Regions from separate parts of the Homo sapiens genome. Here all the other regions are linked to region 1. A link is a contact called in ENCODE Hi-C or POLR2A ChIA-PET data. All regions are on one chromosome and are shown on one strand. The core of a region is the stretch at or near the end of the contact, and the rest is flanking DNA. Distances in the headings are between cores, read along the strand shown. Region 1 holds the start of PPM1B-DT (PPM1B divergent transcript). Region 2 holds the start of COX7A2L (cytochrome c oxidase subunit 7A2 like). Region 3 overlaps PRKCE (protein kinase C epsilon). Region 4 has its middle 18 kb from the start of TRI-TAT2-1.

Region 1 (5,020 bases), core at 1,648-4,147:
CTACTCGGGAGGCTGAGGCAGGAGAATCACTTGAACCTGGGAGGCGGAGGTTGCACTGAACCGAGATTGCACTACTGCACTCCAGCCTGGGCGTCAGAGTGAGACTCCGTCTCAAAAAAAAAAAAAAAAAAATCATCTGGGGAGCTATTTTAAAATTCACCTTTCTGAGCCTTGTCCCCAGAGTCCCTGATTTGTAGGCATGAGTGGACCTGGGAATCTCTATCCCAGAATCCCAGATGATTCGGATGCTGGTGGTCTATTCACCATGCTGTAAGAAACACCATTCTCACACAAACTTGATGAGTAGGTTTTAAAAATCTGAATTGCAGAGGCGGAGCCGCCACCCTGCCGCGACTTTCAGTCTCCGACCATGGCCTCACGCTGGTGGCGGTGTGCCCGGCTCCCCCGGCCTTGCAGGGCCTCCAGGGCCGCGCGCCGCTGCCGGCGCCCGCGCTCAGGCTCATAGGCGGAAGGGATTCGGCTTGTCTCAGATACCCTATTTTAGTCTTGTGAAGCGCTTAACATCTGCCTGTCCAAATGTATACAGTATATCACGGTTTTATCACACAACCCCGGACAGTAAAACACACAGTGGTGAGAAATATACAGATCACCGATCCTTTCAAATTCGGTTGCAGAGACTTGAAAGGTCTGTATGAGGACATTAGAAAGGAACTGCTCATATCAACAACAGAACTTCAGGAAATGTCTGAGTACTACTTTGATGGAAAAGGAAAAGCCTTTCGACCAATTATTGGGGTGCTAATGGCCCGAGCATGTAATATCCATCATAACAACTCCCGATCCGATGTCCAATTTTCACAAGCTGATTGCTGAGAAGGTTCTAGGCGGCGTCTGTTAAAAAGCATTGCTGTCTGTTAATTTGACATGTGCAAGCCAGCCACCGCGCCATAGCCTTAATTGCAGAAATGATCCACACTGCTAGTCTGGTTCACGATGACGTTATTGACGATACAAGTTCTCGAAGAGGAAAACACACAGTTAATAAGATCTGGGGTGAAAAGAAGATACGGTTTTTTGGTTTTTTAAAATCTCTCTTACCGAATCACATGCTTTTTGGACCGCGTTTGCTTTTTCAGATTTGTCTTATTAAAAAGTAAAATATGCTTGCTCAAAAAACAAAAAAACCCGAATTGCAATTAAGTCTTTGTTTCTGCCGTCCTTATGACGGCCTGGACAATTGTCCTATTACTAAATTTGCCCTTTTCTATAAAACATTGACAGCCCCTAACCTGAATAGCACTCTGTTGGGTCTAAGCTTAAATTGTCTGCCCAAACCATTTTACACCAAAGTAGGAAATAGGTTTAAGTTCTTTTAGGACATTCGGATTAAAAAAAAAATATATATATATATATATATCCTAAGGTAAGTATTAGAATACCTCTATTACACTTTTGTTTCTCGTTTGGAGAATTAACATGGCAGCATCGTCTAATTTGATAGCTGGAGGAGTCATGTCCACTTTCCCCATCGGCCTGTTAAACCCCTATCATTCATTCTTGACTCATCCTGTGTCTTTGTGAAGCCTTTCTTGGTAAACCTATGCACAAGGAAGACCCTTTATGTCGTCACCAGCCCTTGTGCATGTTTCAATTGTAGTACCTATCATCTTGTACTGCGATTGCCTAATTTATTTTTGTATCTCCAGTTCTACATACAGTACCTGGCAAACAGTAGGCGCTCAATAACTGCGAAATGAACAAGTCCATGTCAAGAGACTAGGCTGGGAGTTTTAATATCAATGCCGACTGAGAAACAAAATACGGAAATGTCAAGGGCTGGTATAAAAATAATCTCTAATAGCACAAAATCCTCCTGAAGGGAACACCTGTCCCACTTTCTCACGTTGCTTTCCAGGTTCTTCCGACACCCCAATTTCCCGCCCACTCTTCTCCCTCCGGGGTACAGGTCAGGCAGGTATCCCAGCTCGGCGGCTCTGATAGGTCGGCGATGATTTCATTGTTAGGGAACATCCGGGCCTTTCCCCTCCCCGCAACACCTCCCCAGAGCCCGGCCTTCCCAGTTTCCCACTCTCGCCTGCGCCCCACCCGCGGCTGAAGCAAAACAACCGCCTCTCCCCTGCCCACTTCTTGTCCTCGTCTGAGTCGTCCCTTCCCGTCTCCACGCCGAAGAGAGGCGTTTAGATCCTCCAATGAGGGCCTAGGAGGACTTTCTTAGCCAATCAGTAGCCAAGCCCCTGCAATTCCGGGTGGGACCAGGCGTCCACACCTATAGCTGGACTGCTCGTTGGTCCCTTATGGCGCTTCTTTTACGCGAGGCTTAGAGGTCAAATACAAGGGGGCACGGTCCTCACAGAACGGAAAGGATCCGTACAGACTCTCCGGGTTTGACCGTTTTCTAGGACGAACCAATCGCTTTCCAGATACTTCCCCGCCTTTTGCGCGTTCATTTGAAAAAAGCCGGTGTGACGGACTTGGAAATTGGCTCAGTGACTGACCCGCAAGAAAGCCAGTGACTGGGGGTTCGGATCACGAGTTGGACCAATAAGAAAAGACAATCGCTGGGGCCGGGGCTTTGCTAGGAGGAGCGCAGGTGGGCGTTATTTGATTGACGGAGGGCTCTACTTATGGCTGGTAGCGGGGGCTGGTCCCTGACGTTCGGGAGGTAGGACCTAGCGGAGGCGGGGCCGAATAAAGTAAATGGTAATAAAGGGTTGGGTCTCACTTAGTGGGCGGTGTTTGATGGACAGCTGACCTTGCCTATTGAAAGTAGCCACTGATGCCCAATGGGAAATTAGAAACCCAGAGGCGGGGCCGGGTGGGCGGGGTAAACGAAGTACGGAGGTGCCGAGGGAGCAGCACGGGGAGGGGGAGCGGTGATTGACAAGACTCCCAGCAAACCGGGGGCCGTGAGAGGGCGCGCGGCATCCCAGTGGGTGGCAGCTGGAGGCGGGGCACCCTGAGGGGCGGGGAAGGACTAGGGTGCGGGGAGGGGGTTGCAAAAGGAGCCGAGCGGCTTCTGCTCAATGGCGGAAAAGCCGCCGGTGCTCTGACGGCCTCGTTCCCCTAGCAGTTGCGGGGGAGTTTCCTGCCGGCGCGGCTGGAGTCTCTGATTCTCAGGGTTCGGTGGTTGGAAGATGCTCCAGAGAGACGAGGCTGCGGCGGAGGAGGTGGCGGCGGCCGAATCGGCAACGGCGCTAGGGTGGAGAGAAGGCGGCATCGGCGGCGGCGGCGGCGTGAGGGGCCGGGCGGTGTAAACAGCCCCGGAGGCGGCGGTCGAGACCCCGAGGGGGAAGCGGCGGCTGAGTCAGGGTCGCGCCTCCGTTGGAAACTTGGGCTGAGTACCGCGGCGGGCGCGAGCGAGGCGCCCTAGACATCTTCTCCCTCCCTTGCCTCAGGTAAGGCCGCCCGGCACCCCGCCGGAGGGGAAGCGGCTGACCGGCCGCGCCGCCGAGGCCCCGGGCCCTGGGCAGGTTTTCGCGGTGCTGCCGAGCCGCGGCCGGGGCCTCTGTCCTTCCGAATCCTCGCTGCTTTCCCTGCTGCCGCGGAGCCTAGGCAGGGGAACGCCGGGCCTGGCTCTCGGGTATAGGCCCCTTCCCCGGCCGCCGCCTCCGCTGGGCTGAGGTCTGGGAGAGGCGCAGGGAGAGAATGGGAGTTTGCTGGAACGCCTGGAAGCTGACTGATTCTCTCTTCCCTCCGCTTCAGTCTGCAAGCATCTCTTTCACACGAAAGCACTGGGGCTACCCCAAGCCTTGGCGCTTCTCTTCCTGGTGCATGCCCTGTTTGAAAACACTATCTTTTACCATTCGTTTCCTCATCAGCTTCTGCCCTACTCTGCGCTCCACTTCACTTCCTTGTTAAATCGTCTTTCTCTGCTGTCTATGCGTTCTACCCTCGCCTTCCCTCCTTAGTGGCTTTAAATTGTGTGTTTCTCTTTTCTTCGTACCCCGGCATCTCTTGCCTGTCTTCCCTAGCACCATCCTTTTCGGATGTCATTCCTAACAGTGAAGTTCTTAATTGAAACTGCCACTTATTGTCAGTACCCCAAATCTACCGGAGCCCCATTAAGAGTATAGACTGACTAGCCATATGTGGTAAATCAGTTTTTCATAGTTTAAGCCTAACAACCTTGAAAAAATTGTATTATTAAACGTAAAGTGTGAAAATAACACCGAAAATAATTTTTTAAATGAAGGACTCAGTGAGTGTTGGAAATAGTTATTTCTTCATTTTTTAAACTTGCATGACCTCTCATATCAGATTTAGCAGATCTGGGACGTTTGCCCATCTTATTCGGCAAAAAAAGTGCTTCTTAGGCGTTTGATAGCAGCCCAAATTCATCAATATTCAATTTCTTCTAAGAACAACTTGAAAACTTTTTTAAAAAGAGACGTTAATAACTGGGAAGTTGTTTTGATAGTCACAGTTAAAGAGCTTTTAAAATAGGCTCCACATGTTTAATGTATCAAAATAAAGTTGGCAGGCATGTTGTAAAAGGATTATTTAGGAATTTGAGTAGTCTTAGTGTTATGTAGCTATTTTAGGAAAAACATTCTTTTTCTGTTAACAAACGTTTACAACTACGGTGATGTGAGAATTACTGAGGCTTACTGTGGGATTAACACAGGAACTGTCTTTATTTGAGCTACTGCATGGATGAAGAAGTGGTAAATTGTTCAGAGTAGACAGTGTAAGTCACAGTATGTTCTAGGAGATGGAGAAACATGCCATGGACGCTGAATGTTAATAGATGTTATTTCATTTACTTTCTCTGTTGTGCAATAGCAAAGTTCCTATTGTTGGCCTACTTTTAAATGGGGCATTTCTAAGTAAATAGTGAGACAAGTTATTCTAATTATTATGATAGTCTTTTCCAAGTGTACAGGCCTTTTAAAAATATAGTTGAAGTAATGGTAATTTTTTAAGGAAATGTTTTTGTAGGTCTGCCAAATGGACAGTGTGTTGTTCTAATCGAAATTTTAAAATTAAGTATTTAGAACAGAATATTTTAGTCCACACATTTTCAGGGATAATCTTT
Region 2 (5,020 bases), core at 1,879-4,378, 1.8 Mb before region 1:
GTCATTTTACCATTTCCACCACAAATGTAACATGTTTCGTTTCTCTACATCCTCACCAATACTTGTTATCATCTGTCTTTTTGATTCTAGGCATTCTGGTGGATACTAAATGGTACCTCATTGTGGTTGTGATTTGCTCTAATAACTGAAAATGTTAAACATCTTCATGTGCTTATTGGCCTCAATTTATTTTTGACGCAATTCAGAGAAAGGTAAGGAAGATGCCTTTCAACCAATGGAAAATGCCATCCCACCAACTGCTTGCTGTCAAGCTGACTTACAAATCTCTACCTGTGCAATTGTTACAGAACCACCTTTTCCATATTATGTTATTTAGTGCATGGCAAATTATTCACTTTACTTACTACTACAAATTACAAACATCTTCATCGTATGTTTCCAGGAAAGGAAAAAGCTGAAGTACTCCTAATTACCAAAGTCAGAGCACCTAGTTGGGAGGGCACCTGTCACAATCACTCAGAAATTTACAATTCATATAAAGCCTACACAGTATCACTTCTTTTCAACATAGTTTAAGAAATCTTTAAGTAACTAAGAAGTTCAAATTCTCAAGAGAAACACGATTCACGAGGAGAGGTACTAGAAATCTGAAAGCCCTATCTATATCAAACTCATCGCAAGGTAATCTCTGCTGAGCGCCCATTTTATTACAATATGCCAGTTTTTAGTCGAAAAATTTACTTTTTTCTTACTAAGCAACAAAACCTAGATTATGCTGAAGATATATTAAAAGAACATAAACCAAGTGTGGTGGTACACATCTGTAACCCCAGCCACTCAGGGGGCTGAGGTGACAGGACTGCCTGAGCCGGGGAGTTCGAGATCAGGCTGTGCAACACAGCAAGAACCTGTCTCAAAAAATATTTTAAAAAAATAAATAAAAGAACATCTACTACCACCAACAGAATAAACTGTGATATATTTATAAAATGAAATCCCACAGAAGAATAAGAGGATAAAAGGAATTAACTACTGATACGTACAACACGGACTAACCTCAAAAATATTTTTTGAGCAGCCAGACACGGCGGCTCACATCTGTAATTCCAACATTTTCAGAGGCAAAAGCAGGACGATTACTTGAGCTCAGGAGTGAGTCTACAGTGAACTGTGACTGTGCCATTGCACTCCAGCCTGGGTCAGAGCTGGTTCCATTTACATGAAGTTCAAAAAAAGGCAAAACTATCTATTTATGATGATAAAAGTCAGAATAAGAAGGTGGCAGGGATTGACAGAGGGTACAAGGGAACTTCCTGGGATGATGTAACATCTTGCATATTGAGGGAGGTGTGGTTATACAGTACATGGGTTTGTCCAAACTCATCAAACTGTAACATTTAATATCCATACACTGGAGAATACATTTCATAGAAGCAGATGATAGAAATGGCCATTTTCTCACATAATCTGTAAAAGAAGTGCAACACTGCTGACTATTCCTTCCTTACAAGTCATTACCAATTCGGTTTCAGTGAGACCACACTGGTTTCCCTTCTCATCCGGACTATTCTTTAAACACATTCTCCTTCTCCACCCTTCCCTCATGTTTCTATACTCTAACTATAATCCAACCTTTCTTCCCTACAAATTACCACCTATGGGCTGAAGACACCCAAGTTTATTAAACTCCATATTCAAAAATCTAGCTGCTACCAAGCATGACATATCACAAACTCAACATTTATAAACCCTAAACTCTTCCTTCCCGTTCCCACCGCAACTCCCCCACTAACCCCCGAAAAAAAAAAAAAAAACTTGCCCTTCTTATCTGAGATTAGAATCATCTGTTTTTGTTTTTAGAGACAGGGTCTCACTATGTTGCCCCAGGCTGATCTCAAACTCCTGGGCTCAAGCGACCCTCGGCCTCGGCCTTCCAAAGTGCTGTGATTTACAGGCGTGAGCCACGGTACCAGACCTGAAATCTTTCTTAAACATCTGCCTCTTGGGCAAGCTGCAGTGTCCCACAGAAAAAGGAAATGAAGCAACAGTAATGGAGTATCCTTTACACCTCATCTGGGCCCCTCACTACTGCAGTCTAACTGCGTATCTCACCGACACTTCCCACACTTCTCTAGAGGATTAGGAGGGAATATACTATCTCAGACAGCTTCTGGTGAACAGTTAACACTTATCCAGAACCAACCACCTGCCCAAACTGCTAGTCACTTGACACACTTCATTTAATGTGTACTAACGCCGCCCTGGATGAAACTGAGCTCACAATAAATTAAATAACTTGGCCAAGGTCACACAATTAAAGCGGAAAACGCCATGATTTGAAAAGGCACGTCTGGGGCTCTAAAATCCCTCATGTTTACCCCCAACACATGCTGGAGAGTCAAACTCCAATTGGTAGAATCTGCGTGAAATGGAATACTTTTCAGACAACCCAAACAACGAGCATCTGTCAAATATTTTACAATCGGGAAAGTGTAACCTCGCTGCATGCAACTTCCCTCCCTGGACGTGTTAAGTAACCTGTTAAATTTCCCAACCCAGATCATAGCCCCCCAACCCCCTGCACCATGGTTTCTCTAAACGCCTTTATAGCCCCGCGCTCTCTAATCTCGAGCTCAAGTGAGGCTGCCTATGGGGCTCTGGCAGATGACAAACGACAAGGAGGCCGAAAGCCAGATGTCTTCGAATTGAGGGAGAAGGCCGGACCTCTGACTCGGGTCACACTGGGGACCCCCACAAACCATCCCTTTTAGACAAGTGACCCCGGGGGTCACCTTGACCCCTGCAGTGAGCCAGACCAAACTTCCACGCCAGGCCAGCCCCCGCCAGGTGAGCAGGTACACAAAAAGAAGCCTCAGTGACCACCGTACGCTGGTGTGGAGAGGCCCCGGGAGGTGCAAGGAGAACAGAGACGAACTCGACCGCGGGCAGAAGCCTCCCCTGGCTCCAACGCCGCGACTGCCTGTCGCCGAGGCTAGGGCCGCCACTTCTCATGTCCGAGCTGGCCAGGCGCCACTCGTACCTGCGGGCTATAGGCCTCCGAAGCCCATGCTCCTGCCAACTTCTGCGTGAAGCCACTAAACTTGTAGTACATGACGCCCAGAGTCCGGCTTCCCGCATCCGCTGCCAACGCGACCGCCCCAGAGAAGGACCCCGCCTCCCCGGCTGTGGTCCCGAGACTCAGCGCAAGGACCCGGTGCTGGGACTAGGGCTGCCCGAAGATCGCCTAACTTAAAACCTGCACACTTAAGCCGCATTGGGGAACCAAAAGCCAGGGTTCTCAGGACCACGAAAGGCAAAACCAGCTCTAAGAGAGCACGCAAAGTCGCTGTGGCGGAGTCTGTAGGAAATATGAAGTTCCCTCTTTCCCCCATTCAGATTTGGGCAGTGCCACGACAACTCAAGAAATGCGCAAGCGCTCCACGGACTAAGCCCGGCGGACTAAGCCCGGCAGTGTCGGAGTCAGGTGGAGCATGCTTTAGGAGGGGCGGGCTCCAGGCGGGGCCTGGGGGGGAGAGGGCGGTGATTGGTGGGCGTGGTCTGGGTAGGGGCGGGGCTACATCGAAGCCGGTTGGGAATTCCACCATCCGAGAGAGTCTGTGCTGCGGAGCCACCGTCTGGTCGTCGGGTTGAAGGCGTCTCTTGCTTTACCGAACTTTAACTGATCGTAGTCTCATTTATTTCCTTCCGACCTAGAGCACCTCTTATCCAGAAGCCACCACCTGCTGTTGCTCAGTCTGCCCAGGAGTATAGACTTGTCGGCCAAGCTTCCCCTGGCAACCTGGGAGTTGAAGCAAATAAGAAAATTTGGAAGCACCTGCTGAAGGCTGTTTAGTACCCAGGGCTGTTGGGAGATTTGCCCCAATAATATAAAAGTAGCCTCCTGGGCTTTGTGCAGAGGAAATACACATGCAGAGTGATCTAAAGCTCAGGTACCAGGATGTAAATGTCACACGGTTTCTCAGAACTGGTTTTTATTCTCACCTGAGTTTTAAGGTCATTGATTATTCATCCTTTTCCTGGCCTCTGCTCTTTGCGATAAATGAGGTAGGGGGAGGGTGATCAGAAACACTTGTAAAATCTGGACCTTGAGCCTGAAAGATCTGGAACTACCACTTTCAGTTCTGGTAGTATTCGCTTCAGTTCAATTTAAATATGTCTGTTAAGCCTGTGCTGTGTGCAAGGTACTGTGTAAAAGGAGTATACTAGTTTCTTACTCTCCAGGGATGGACTCAGGCTTTTCTTAGCTTCATCATCTAACCATAGGTTTACACAAGCATATTCTAGATGCACTTATGAAATCATGTTGCAAATTGATGGATGATACTAACCTATATATAGCATTGCCCTAAACTCATTTAATCTTCACAACAATCCTATAAGGTAAATGCTATTATCATCTCCATTTTAGAATACAGGAAAATGACGCCTGGAGAAGCTAAGTAACTTGCTCAGGTCAGGGATAAGTGGCAGAGCTAGGCATTTGGCTCAAGACTTCCTACTGTTAAGCACTATGTTACAAATAAATAGATATGAAGCCATTCTGAAAAGAGGAGGATCAAGGCTGAGCATTCCAGGGTGAGGGTGTACACCAGCATCCTGGTTGCAGGCTTACGTTCAAGAGCCCCAAGTATTCAGCACCGCCAATATGTTGTAAAGGTTTCAGCGAATTCATGTAAGCCAGCCCAAAGTTGCCACTTTTACAAAGAGACACTGTGATATAATGGAAAGAACATGCAATTTGGGTTTATGTCCATATTTCTCCAAGGATAAGTGGTTTGGGACTAGTGATTTCCTTTTTTTTTTTTTTTTTTTTAAATTCTTTTTGAAACAGGGTCTCACTCTGTCCCAGGCTGGAGTACAGTGGTGTGATCTCGGCTCATTGCAGCCTTGACTTCCCAGGCTGAGGTGATTCTCCTACCTCAGTCTCCCGGGTAGCTGGAACCACAGATGCGCGCCACCACGCCTGGCTAATTTTTTGTATTTTTAGTAGAGATGGGGTTTCACCATGTTTCCCAGGCTAGTCTCAAACTCCTGGGCT
Region 3 (5,020 bases), core at 1,081-3,580, 1.6 Mb after region 1:
CCTTTCTGGCCCTTACTTTCCTCATGGGAAATAAGATTAAAAATGTATGCGAAGGCTTAATATTGACAAGCTCTATTGAGTTTGAGATTTGACCTTAGAGTTTTTATTAATAGACCTGCCATTTGCTAAGCAAATTTTCTAGATAAAGATGTATACCTGGATGCATGTCATAGTACAGTCCCTGTTTGCCCAAGGTGAAGTTAATTTTATGTGATGGGGCAGAGTTAATCCTTGTTAGGCAAATGATGCAGTCTTCTCCGGAGTAGAAAACTGTGTAGACAAGAACAGCTTACCTACCTCTTAAGGCCATAGTTATTTATTTAGCATAAACCAAATACATGGTGATAAGGGAGATACAGTAAGATCTTTTGGAAGTCTTTTTATGGAAACTGATGTGTATTGAAGGTAGAAGACAAGCAATGGCGGAATGTTGTGTATGTCCAACCAGTGCACAAAAGTGGGAGTGGGTACCTCTAATGGGAGAGATCACTGGGGGCTTCCCGGAGGACGGGGTTCAAACTCTGCCTAAAGGATAAGGATAAGAGGATTTGGACTAGGAGGGAGGGCATTCCAGGTAGCTTAGAGGATTTGACCAAGCTTTTGTACAACATCTGTCATTCCACCCAGATGTTCTGCTGGCCATCATTTGCTCCCTGATGCCTTTAGTTTCTTGCCATTGCATTGGTTGGACTCTGCTTCTTGACTTCACATTGGGGCATGTGTTTTATTTTATTTTATTTTATTTTTAAGACGGAGTCTCGCTCTGTCACCCAGGCTAGAGTGCAGTGGTGCGATCTCGGCTCACTGTAACCGCTGGCTCCTGGGTTCAAGCGATTCTCCCGCTTCAGCCTCCTGAGTAGCTGGGATTACAGGTGCCCGCCACCACACCCAGCTAATTTTTGTATTTTTAGTAGAGACGGGGTTTCACCATGTTGGTCAGGCTGGTCTCAAACTCCTGACCTCGTGATCTGCCTGCCTCGGCCTCCCAAAGTGCTGAGATTACAGACGTGAGCCACCGGGCCCAGCCAGGGCATGTATTTTTACAGTAAACTCTGGGAAGCCAAGATGGAAAATAAAGCCCTTACTGGCTTAAACCAGGCTGAGGGAGATGGTCTCTTGAGTAAACACCATGCCTCGCTTTCTGTTTAAGCGTATCTTTTCTTTTCAAGCCTGCTCCTTCTGTGTAAGTGTATTTTTCAAAGTGTGACTCCACATCCTTTCAGAAAGTCCTTCGTATCCCATCAAGGGAGTAAGGTGATGGGTGAGAAGCTACTCTAAATAAATTAAGGGTAGTATCTGTTTTGGCTTCAAAGGGCAAAGGATCAAGGTTAGGGCAAGTAGAAATTTCTCCCTCTTGATTTTAAGTGAAATTTTTTATTTTTATTTTTATAAGACCCTAATTGCCTGCTTCATACCTAGAAGGCCAGAAACATTCCTGGATGTTGGACTAGCAAGCCAGAGAACAATCTAAGCAATGCCATTTCACTGGCCCCTTCTTCACCAGAACCCTTCCCCCAATAGTCCCATGCCCAAACACACGCACTCTTCACAGTATCCTCTTGTGCATGCTGCTTGCTTTGAGGGTGGTGCAAGTGCTATTGGGTGTCATTTTATATTACAGTTGTAATGCCCACGTGCCGCTGGAATCTTTGTATCTTAGTCACAGACTTCTAGAGTGTCTGAGCTGGAAGGAACCTTCATTCTCAGCCCCTTGTTTTACAGATGGGGAACTGAAAGCCCCCAGGTTGCCTGACTGTAAGTTGAGGTCTGTCTTCACCAGTTCATGGTTTGTTTTCAGTATCTGAGCAATAACAGCTGCTAATTATTGAGGCCCTGTGCTGAGTGCTTTTCATGCATCATGTCACTTATTTTTCATAACAACTGTATGAGGAAGGTATGACCATCATCTCTCCTTTAAGGTTAGAGAGGTTGAGTAATGTGTTTAGAGTTGGGTGTTGGAGCTGGGTGTTAGCAAAGATTTGAACTCAGTATACGGTGGCACTGGGGCACTGGCTCCTAACTGGTAGGCTGTGCTGCACTGTGTTTGCCAAGTGAGGCTGCCTCTATTCCCACTTCTTCCCTCACTTCCCATCGTCTTTCTTTTTCACTGCCCCACCAGGGATCTTGCTCTCAACTTGCCAAGGTAGGATTCCGACCATGGCTACCATGATGACTTGGAAGCCTGGACTCCAAAGGAAGGAGTTCCAAAGCCTTGATCAATGGAACAGAGGCATTGTCCTTGGGACCCGAAGGAGCTGATACCACGTCACTTATACCAGGATCCTTGCTGGTTAATTCACATAGGGCGGTGGAGGACACAGTGCAGTCTCTGTTTGCACTGGCTTATGGGAGACTGAGCAAGATAGAGTAGAGAGAAAGTAGATGAAAGGTGCCATGAAAGCCATCCTCAGCTCAAGCCTGTGTCTTCTTAGCAGGGGTCATTGCATCCTCTTTATTATCAAAGGGTGTGATCCTAATACGCTTATGAGACAGCCAGTGTAGATGTGATATCAAGCCAGCTCGGCCCTCCCTGGAGCCTCCATCATATGCATCTATGTGTCCCCCTTCATTACTTTCCGATTCCTTTTCCCCCTCCTACAGCAATAGCCTGAAGGATATTTTTAGGCCCCAGTGAGGCTGTGATCACTGACCCTTGGCTTCTGAAAATTTTTACACCGTTTTGAAGGGATGTGCATACTCAGGAATACAGCTATTTTTGAATCTGTACTAGAGATTCTAGGCTGTATCCTCCATGGGGGCTTATTTTTTAAGTTTGAGCAGAAAATATTCCAAGGGACATTGGTAGTGTAATGGATGATGAGCCTGTATGCTGATGCTGATTAGGCCAGAGTGGGTCCAGACTGCTCTGGCCATCCTTGACCGGAGGAAGAACTAGTACGTCCACCTTGCCTCAAGGGGAGCAGATCTGTCAATGGCTCAAAGCCTGGAGTGCAGTTCCTACTAGCTCCACCTGGAGTCTTAAAAGAGGAACAGATCAGCATGGAGGAGATCTTTGGGTCCTGGGCATTTTGCATTTTTTAAGGGTATAGAGTCATACTTTTATAGTTCAACAACATTGACAAGAATGGATGTTTTGAGTCCGTTGGTTAACCTTGGATTTGAAAAGAGGAAGAAAAACAGAAACCACACATTAGCAGGGCAGCACTGAGGTTACAGTCATGTTACCATAGACGCCAGGCTTGAAGAGCCGTTTGGGGACAACAGAGCACAACACTGGAAAAATAAATTTTTTAGAGACAGGGTTCCGCTCTGTCACCCAGACTTGAGTGCAGTGGTGCTCACTGTAACCTCAAGTTTTTGGGCTCAAACAACCCTCCCATCTCAGCCTCCTGGGTAGCTAGGATTACAGGTGTGGGCCACCATACCCAGCTAATTTTTTATTTTTTATTTTTGTAGAGATGGAGTCTTGCTGTGTTGCCCAGGCTGGTCTCAAACTCCTGGCCTCAAGTGATCCTCCTACCTTGGCCTCCCAAAGCTCTGGGATTACAACTGTGAGCCACCAGTTGTAATTTTTTTTTTTTTTTTTTTCCCGAGACAGAGTCTCACCCTGTTGCCCAGGCTCGAGTACAGTGGCACAATCTCGGCTCACTGCGACTTCTGCCTCCTGGGTTCAGGCAATTCTTGTGCCTCAGCCACCTTAGTAGGTGGGATTACAGGTGTGCACCACCACACCTGGCTAATTTTTGTATTTTTAGTACAGACAGGGTTTCACCCCATTGGCCAGGCTGGTCTCAAACTCCTGGCCTTAAGCTATCTACCCGCCTCAGCCTCCCAAAGTGCTAGGATTACAGGTGTGAGCTACCATGCCTGGCAAGCACAACATTTTTAATTTTCAAGAGCTACCAGTTTCTTTTCTGTCTCTGAAGAGACACTTCTCCCAAGGAAATTTCCATTAAAAAATTAATTTTGTGTGTCTGCCCGACAGATCATGGGAGACAGAGTGCTGTTATTTGTAAAACATTTTTAAAAATACATTTTTACCTTTATGGAGCAATGATATTCCTGGATTTATCTAAAAGGAAAATCTGACTGGTGTGGAAGAACAAGTGGAAGCTGTTAATGAAAATTTTGAAGTGAAGGAAATAGGAATGTGGGAATAGTGGGAGCCTGGGTGTTCTCTAACCAGGGAGAACTCTCAGGCAGAAAGTGGCTACTGTGGACAGTTTAGAGACTGGTGAGTTTAGGGCCTGTTGATTTCTGTTATTAGTTAGCATTGGCCTTTGTGTTTAGAGAGGAAGATGGTTATTACAGCTAGTGTCAGGAGAGCAAGGGGTGTCTTAATGGAGTTATGCACAGTTTTTGCCTATGACAACTCAGCCTCTTGGGCTCAGAGCATTCACTTAGACAGAGCAGCTCCATTCCTTGTGGTTTTCTGGTCAGTATTTTAGGACCATCAGTTCTGTGGCTCATGCAGGTGTGATGTATAAATGTCTGGCCTGGGAGAGATGCCAAAAAAGAAGTGGGGAGATGGAGTAAAAATCATTTGTCTGGAGGTTTTTCATTTACTGAGTCTCTTCAGGAAACTGGGAGAAGTTGAGTTTCCTTCCTTAATTCTCAAGTTCATTTTAGACATGAGAGAAAGAGACTCAGAGACATTAAGTGTCTTGGATTTTGTAGTTACTAATGGGGAAACCTAAGCCTGAAAACCAAGAATTTTCTGAATTCCTGGAATTTTTTTTTTTTTTTTTTTTTTTTGAGGCAGGGTCTCACTCTGTTGCCCAGGAAGAAGTGCAGTGGTGCAAACATTGCTCCCTGCAGACTTGACCTCCTAGGCTCAAGTGATGCTCCTACCTCAGCCTCCCAAGTAGCTGGGACCATGGGTGTGTGCCACCACACCTGGCTAGAATTTTTTGTAGAGACAAGGTCTCACCGTGTTACCCAGGCTGGTCTTGAACTCCTGGGCTCAAGGTATCCTCCCAAAGTGCTAGGTTTACAGACATGAACCAGTGTACCTGGCCAATTCCTGGAGCTTTTTACTGCTACAGACTGCCATGTGATT
Region 4 (5,020 bases), core at 1,543-4,042, 1.3 Mb before region 1:
AATCATCCCACATAGAAAAAACTGCAGAGCTTCATCTCTTTCTTAAATATTTTCAAATAATGTAAGAACATAAATCCATGTAAAAACTGATTAAAAATGGACACTTCATCTTCCTTTACTAATTATGGAATAATAGAAAGAAGTAAATATCATGTTCTTAATATTTCTCTGCTTAACAGAGAAATACGAAGAAATACTGCAATTATGGTTATGGGAGATTTTCTAGCTTCTTCAAGTACAGGACACAACTATGGTTCCTACCAGTAAGGAGAAACGAATAATCAATCTTACATAACACAAAAGAAAGGTGAGAGGCACAAAAAGACAAACTGACTTTGGCTTTTAAGAACCTAATGTTAACCCTGAAATGCCCGATTGAGTAACACAACAACAAAACAAAAGATGACAGCAGCAAGTCACCACTTCACACAGTATTAAGAATTCTGAAATACGTAATAGCCTTCCTCCCATGTCCCGCTCAATCTGTTGTGTTGTCTTTTTGTTTTTCCTGCTTTTTGGCTGCAGGCAGTTCAAGGCTTGCCCACTGCATCGGTTCAGCTTTTCTCATAGTGATCTCAATCTTTGTTGCAGTCATAGTTACATAACTTCACTTTACATCAGTCACACCCCATAATTTCACATTTTGATGAAATCCCTTCTCTCCTTCAAATCCAATGTGCACATTTAACAACGTGCTATTTACTTCTACTCGGCTAAGTTCTGGAAGTGAATTTTTAGCATATACTGAAATGGTAACTTCACCTTCAGTCTGATGCCAGTCCTCTCTACGTGGAACATTTTCCCCAGCATCCTTTTTAGCCCATATGTGTTTCCCTGTTGAACAGCCCTCTTGGGCTAAGAATGTATTAAAATCAGAAGTTTTTCTTCTACAACAGCTCCAGTATTTCATCCCCTCATGGAAAATAGGTACTCCAGAATGATACACACAGACTTCTTCTAGACTCTCTAGACCCCGATATGTCTTTGAACACCCTCCATTCTTACATGAGGTCCCAATCTTAATTTCATCAGTCTTGTTGCTCTCTTTTTGTTTTTTTTTTTTTTTTCTGGTGGAGTCTTGCTCTGTTGCCAGGCTGGAGTGCAGTGGTGCAATCTTGGCTCACTGCAACCTCTGCCTCCCAGGTTCAAGCAATTCCCATGCCTCAGCCTCCCAAGTAGCTGGGACTACAGGTGTGCACCACCACGCCCGGCTAATATTTTGTATTTTTAATAGAGACGGGGTTTCACCATGTTGGCCAGGATGGTCTTGATCTTCTGACCTTGTGATCCGCCCGCCTCGGCCTCCCAAAGTGATGGGATTACAGGCGTGAGCCACCACGCTTGGCCTCTTCTTCTTTCTTATCTTCTTCATTCCCTGATGACAGTTTAAGTTTATCAGGTGAGGCAGATATTTTTAATTCCAAATTTGTCATTGGTGCATCTGGGCTTGGCCTTTTGATTGCTTCTACTGGCTTCGGGGCTTGAATGATGTGTTCCTGAAATTTGGGTTTCAATTCAGATAGTTCTTTCTTCTCAGTAGTCTTTACTTCAGGTTTGACTGGCTCATGTGGCTTCTCACTATTATGTCTACCTTTTGTACAGCCTACAATGCTTAAGAAATCAGAAAAATCAATTGTTCTTCTCTTATATCAAGACCAATCCTTAATGCATCGTGAAAGACTGGAACACCTGGGTGGCATATGCAAGCATCATCGGAATTGATCTCAGGATCGAAGCGCTGACCGCAGCCCCGGTTGTAGCACAGCAAGGCCATTTTCTTTTCCCACCGTCACAGGCAAGGCCCAAACACCGGGAACGGCAAGAGGGTGCATTTGCCACTCCCGTGTCGCTAGCACCGGCCTTGACAGTGGACTATTACAAGGATTTCTGTGGGCCCGCTCTGAGCCGCCGTTTCTGGCCGTGCAGACGGACTTCTACCACACGGTGGCGCTGCGGCTCTGCCATAGAAGGCTCCTCTCGGTCCAGGAGACAGGCAGGGCCGGCCACAGGACCAGCCTCCGACAGCGATTTCATCCGCACCCTGCGGGGCAACGTGGGGGCCTATCCGTAGCTTTCAGCGTTTCCTGGACCCTACCAGGACAAGAATCGCGGGGAGAGGTGCGAAGAAGGTCTGGAGAGGAGGAGGCTTGGGACAATGCAGAGTCCTGGAAGTGAGGCTGACCGCTGACCGCTGTCAGGAGGGACATGGACCGCTGCCGGGGAATCATGGGATTTCCCACCGGCCCAGTCATCTCCCACGTCGGGAAAAGGGAAGAGCTGCTTCCCCATGGCGTGTGCGCGTGGGAAGGGTCTCGGGCAGAGAAGAGGCACTTTTTCTGTCCTCCAGGCTGTTTCCGCCAAATGAAGACCTGGGCTGGAAGAGCCAGGAACAAAGAGGAGAGTCGAGTGCTGAGCACCCAGCGGGAGAGGATGCAGCCCGGTCATCTCACACCTGCTGACCACACAACATCGTCTGCGAGTTCCCCCCACCTACTTCGCCTGCAGCTGCCATTTGGGAAGATGACTCTTGCCTCTTTCACCGTCTGTTTTTTAGATTAGGACTCACGGGCCTAGGGCAGGAGTCAGCTCTTCCAGATCTTTATCGAAAAGTAACATCACACTTGTGCCCAGGGGTTCGAGACCAGCCTGGGCAACAGGACAAACCCCCTTCTCTACAAAAAAACCCACAAAATCTGTGTGGAAGGTGTGTGAACCCTTGGGAAACAGAGTTGCTGTACACGTGTATCAGGCCCTGAGCCAGCTGCAGGGTGGGCATTACTGCTTGGTGCCCTCCGCCCTCACTCTTCCTCCCTGGATGTTGAGGATGGCCCCGTAAACCTTGTTCATAGGGGTCCCTCGTTTTCTGAGACACCTCATCTGAGCACTGACGAGGGGACACAACTCTTGGCTGGGAAGCAGGAGACTGAGCATTGCCTTCAAGCCATCCCCACACATGTGACCTCAGTCAGCATTCTGCCCTTTCATGGGTGTCAGTTGTCTCGTCCATAAAATGGGATGATGTTCTTGTTCCAGCCGGCATACTGGATGACTAAATGAGGGAACAGGTAAGAAGCTGCATTGGAAAAAGGTACCATTCAGCTGCAAGACATCCTTGTGCAGTTCCCCCAGGGCTAATGGGGTTTGGTTGCCCACCTTTGCTGTGTCTCTTCGTGGCGCCAGCAGGTGGCAGCATTGCCTTTGCATGTGCCGGCTCCACCTCTGGCCTCTCCCAGACATGCAGCGTGTAGGGCAGGGGACCATTCTTCACCCAATTCATTTCAGGGGTCATGGGAAGGAGGGATCTGAAATGCCCTGAATGGGAAGGGCCTGGAAAGAAAATGAAAATCTCATTCCTCCCCTCAAAGAAACACAGATAAGCCAGGAGAGCAGGATCTGGTGCATGAGCCCAAGAGGGCTAATGTGACCACTTAGGCTGAAGGGGGACCTTACCTCTCTCTGCCACAACGGTGTCCCCCACCACCTGGAGGAGGGAACTGGGGATCCAGAAGGCTTGGGTCCTTGTCTTTGGTTGGAAAAGTCAGCCAGCATTGCAGTGGGGCAGCAGGAATTCCTCTATTTTTGTGTGTGCAACAGAGTTGAAAACTTAATTCACTCTATAATTTATTTGTGCAAAAAAAAGGTAATTTCCTTATTTATGAGTCTATAATGAATCTGGCCTTTCTTCCAACCCCTGCCTGATGATAAGCGAGAAAAACAATGAAATTTTCAACTTGATTTGAACATCCTGGGGCCAGAGAGTTTAGCCGGTCTTGTTAAGTGATCTTATTAATTTCTCTTGGATAAAATGCTTAGTTCTCAGACTGCTTTGCCCAGCTTCTCCCACTGTGGTGCTGTTGGGGTTTTGTAGACAGTCAAGGGCAGCTTGTGTGGCATCTGGTAGGAGGCATGAGTTGGGATCCTGGGGTGTGGTGTCCTCTAGACCCAGCAAGGTCCCCTGTCCCTCCTGGCCACTGATCATACTAGAAGCTGAGTTTATGAAACTCATGGTCCAGTCCCTCCTGATCTGACTAGAGCCCATGTGGCGCCCCTGGCTGGCCAGCCCTCCTGCACCTGGGCCCCTCCTCCCCACCAAGTCTCCTAGCTGTGCCACCATGGCCCCAGTAGGGCTGCTGGCTCACAGGAATGGAAGTTGGCTTTGAAAGCTGAACTTTAGTGGTGCCTCTCCCTTACCGGGGAGCCCTGGTGCTGGAGGCAGAGGCCGAGTTGGTTTGCAGCTGCCTGGGATGCCACTTCTTCCCAGAGTTCCAATGTGAGTTGGGGACAAGGGCTTCTTTCTCTCAGGGAGGGGTGAGTGGGCCAGTGCTTGGCTCTGCTTGTTATCCTTCTAATCCCCTTCGTACCATCCCCTGGGCAGGAAGGAGGGGACCAACACTCTTCCTCTTCTTGCTCAGTCATCCATTACATAAAATTCCAGGGCCACACCCAAGGAGAGGGATGAGGGAATCCAGGAAACATGCTCTCAAAAGAATAGCCTGCTTTAGAAGACTTTTGATCTGCAGCATAATCCTATTTTGCATGTCAAATACCAAACATTACCACATTTTTTCTTCTGTGCATTCTGTCTATATCAAACATTAATCCTGGTCTCTCTTTAAGCAGAGATGCATGCCTCAGGCCAATGAAGATGAAGATCATGTACCCATCAAGGCAAAAGAGAAAAGCACTGCACTCCAACCCGGGCAACAGAATTATTATTATTATTTTTTAAGAGATAGGATATCATTCTATTGCTCAGGCTGGAGTACAGTCGTGCGATCATAGCTCACTGTAATCTTGAACACGTGGACTCAAGTGCTCCTCCTACCTCAGCCTCTAGGTAGCTGGGACTAGGGGTGTGTGCCACCACACCTGGCTAATTTTTCTATTTTTTTTTCAATAGATGGGGTCTTGCTGTGCTGCCCAGGCTGGTCTTGAACTCCTGAGCTCAAGCAATCCCCTTGCCTCAGCTTCCCAAAGTATGGGGATTACAGGCGTGAGCCATTGTGCCTGGCCCAAAATT

What was found. Hi-C counts contacts between places; a loop is a spot of excess contacts on that map. ChIA-PET counts read pairs that join two places held with the same protein, here RNA polymerase II (POLR2A). Pooled maps may share reads with other maps.
Region 2: a map of B cell shows a loop between it and region 1 (21-fold over the local background). The contact joins the promoter of COX7A2L here to the promoter of PPM1B-DT in region 1. A Hi-C loop is called at or near these places in 3 of 168 maps with a recorded cell type or tissue (B cell, CD4-positive, alpha-beta memory T cell and naive thymus-derived CD4-positive, alpha-beta T cell) and 13 of 50 pooled maps. POLR2A ChIA-PET finds 5 or more read pairs at or near these places in 1 of 52 experiments (activated T-cell).
Region 3: a loop to region 1 is called in a map of B cell, with 7 times the contacts of the local background. The contact joins the enhancer-like site here to the promoter of PPM1B-DT in region 1. A Hi-C loop is called at or near these places in 1 of 168 maps with a recorded cell type or tissue (B cell), 1 of 37 single-sample maps with no recorded cell type and 3 of 50 pooled maps. POLR2A ChIA-PET finds 5 or more read pairs at or near these places in 1 of 52 experiments (OCI-LY7).
Region 4: a loop to region 1 is called in a pooled map, with 2.8 times the contacts of the local background. The contact joins the enhancer-like site here to the promoter of PPM1B-DT in region 1. A Hi-C loop is called at or near these places in 3 of 168 maps with a recorded cell type or tissue (naive thymus-derived CD4-positive, alpha-beta T cell and natural killer cell), 3 of 37 single-sample maps with no recorded cell type and 15 of 50 pooled maps. POLR2A ChIA-PET finds 5 or more read pairs at or near these places in 3 of 52 experiments (CD4-positive, alpha-beta T cell, naive thymus-derived CD4-positive, alpha-beta T cell and naive thymus-derived CD8-positive, alpha-beta T cell).

The regions. Positions count from the first base shown.
Region 1 is chr2:44,165,895-44,170,914 of GRCh38, forward strand. It overlaps PPM1B-DT (PPM1B divergent transcript), which reads right to left and starts at 2,898. Exons shown (of 2, transcript XR_940034.3): 1 at 1,404-2,898. It overlaps PPM1B (protein phosphatase, Mg2+/Mn2+ dependent 1B), which reads left to right and starts at 2,981. Exons shown (of 6, transcript NM_002706.6): 1 at 2,981-3,380. It also overlaps the pseudogene PDSS1P2. RefSeq lists silencers at 2,682-3,011, 3,332-3,541.
Region 2 is chr2:42,358,089-42,363,108 of GRCh38, forward strand. It overlaps COX7A2L (cytochrome c oxidase subunit 7A2 like), which reads right to left and starts at 3,129. Exons shown (of 3, transcript NM_004718.4): 1 at 3,002-3,129. The coding sequence starts at 3,073. RefSeq lists enhancers at 2,302-3,046, 2,820-3,139, 3,047-3,790, 3,160-3,219, 3,780-3,869 and 1 more and a silencer at 3,420-3,589.
Region 3 is chr2:45,726,926-45,731,945 of GRCh38, forward strand. The region is part of intron 1 of PRKCE (protein kinase C epsilon); the gene reads left to right. Among named protein-coding and RNA genes, the nearest start is that of PRKCE-AS1, 54 kb to the left of the region's middle. RefSeq lists enhancers at 2,812-2,891, 3,272-3,411. Within about 2 kb of position 2,331, at least 5 of the 41 ENCODE cell types and tissues checked have a DNase peak (open chromatin) inside an H3K27ac peak, as active enhancers do; they include B cell and OCI-LY7, where a contact is called at or near this core.
Region 4 is chr2:42,825,844-42,830,863 of GRCh38, forward strand. It overlaps the pseudogene CHORDC1P1. Among named protein-coding and RNA genes, the nearest start is that of TRI-TAT2-1, 18 kb to the left of the region's middle. Within about 2 kb of position 2,793, at least 7 of the 41 ENCODE cell types and tissues checked have a DNase peak (open chromatin) inside an H3K27ac peak, as active enhancers do.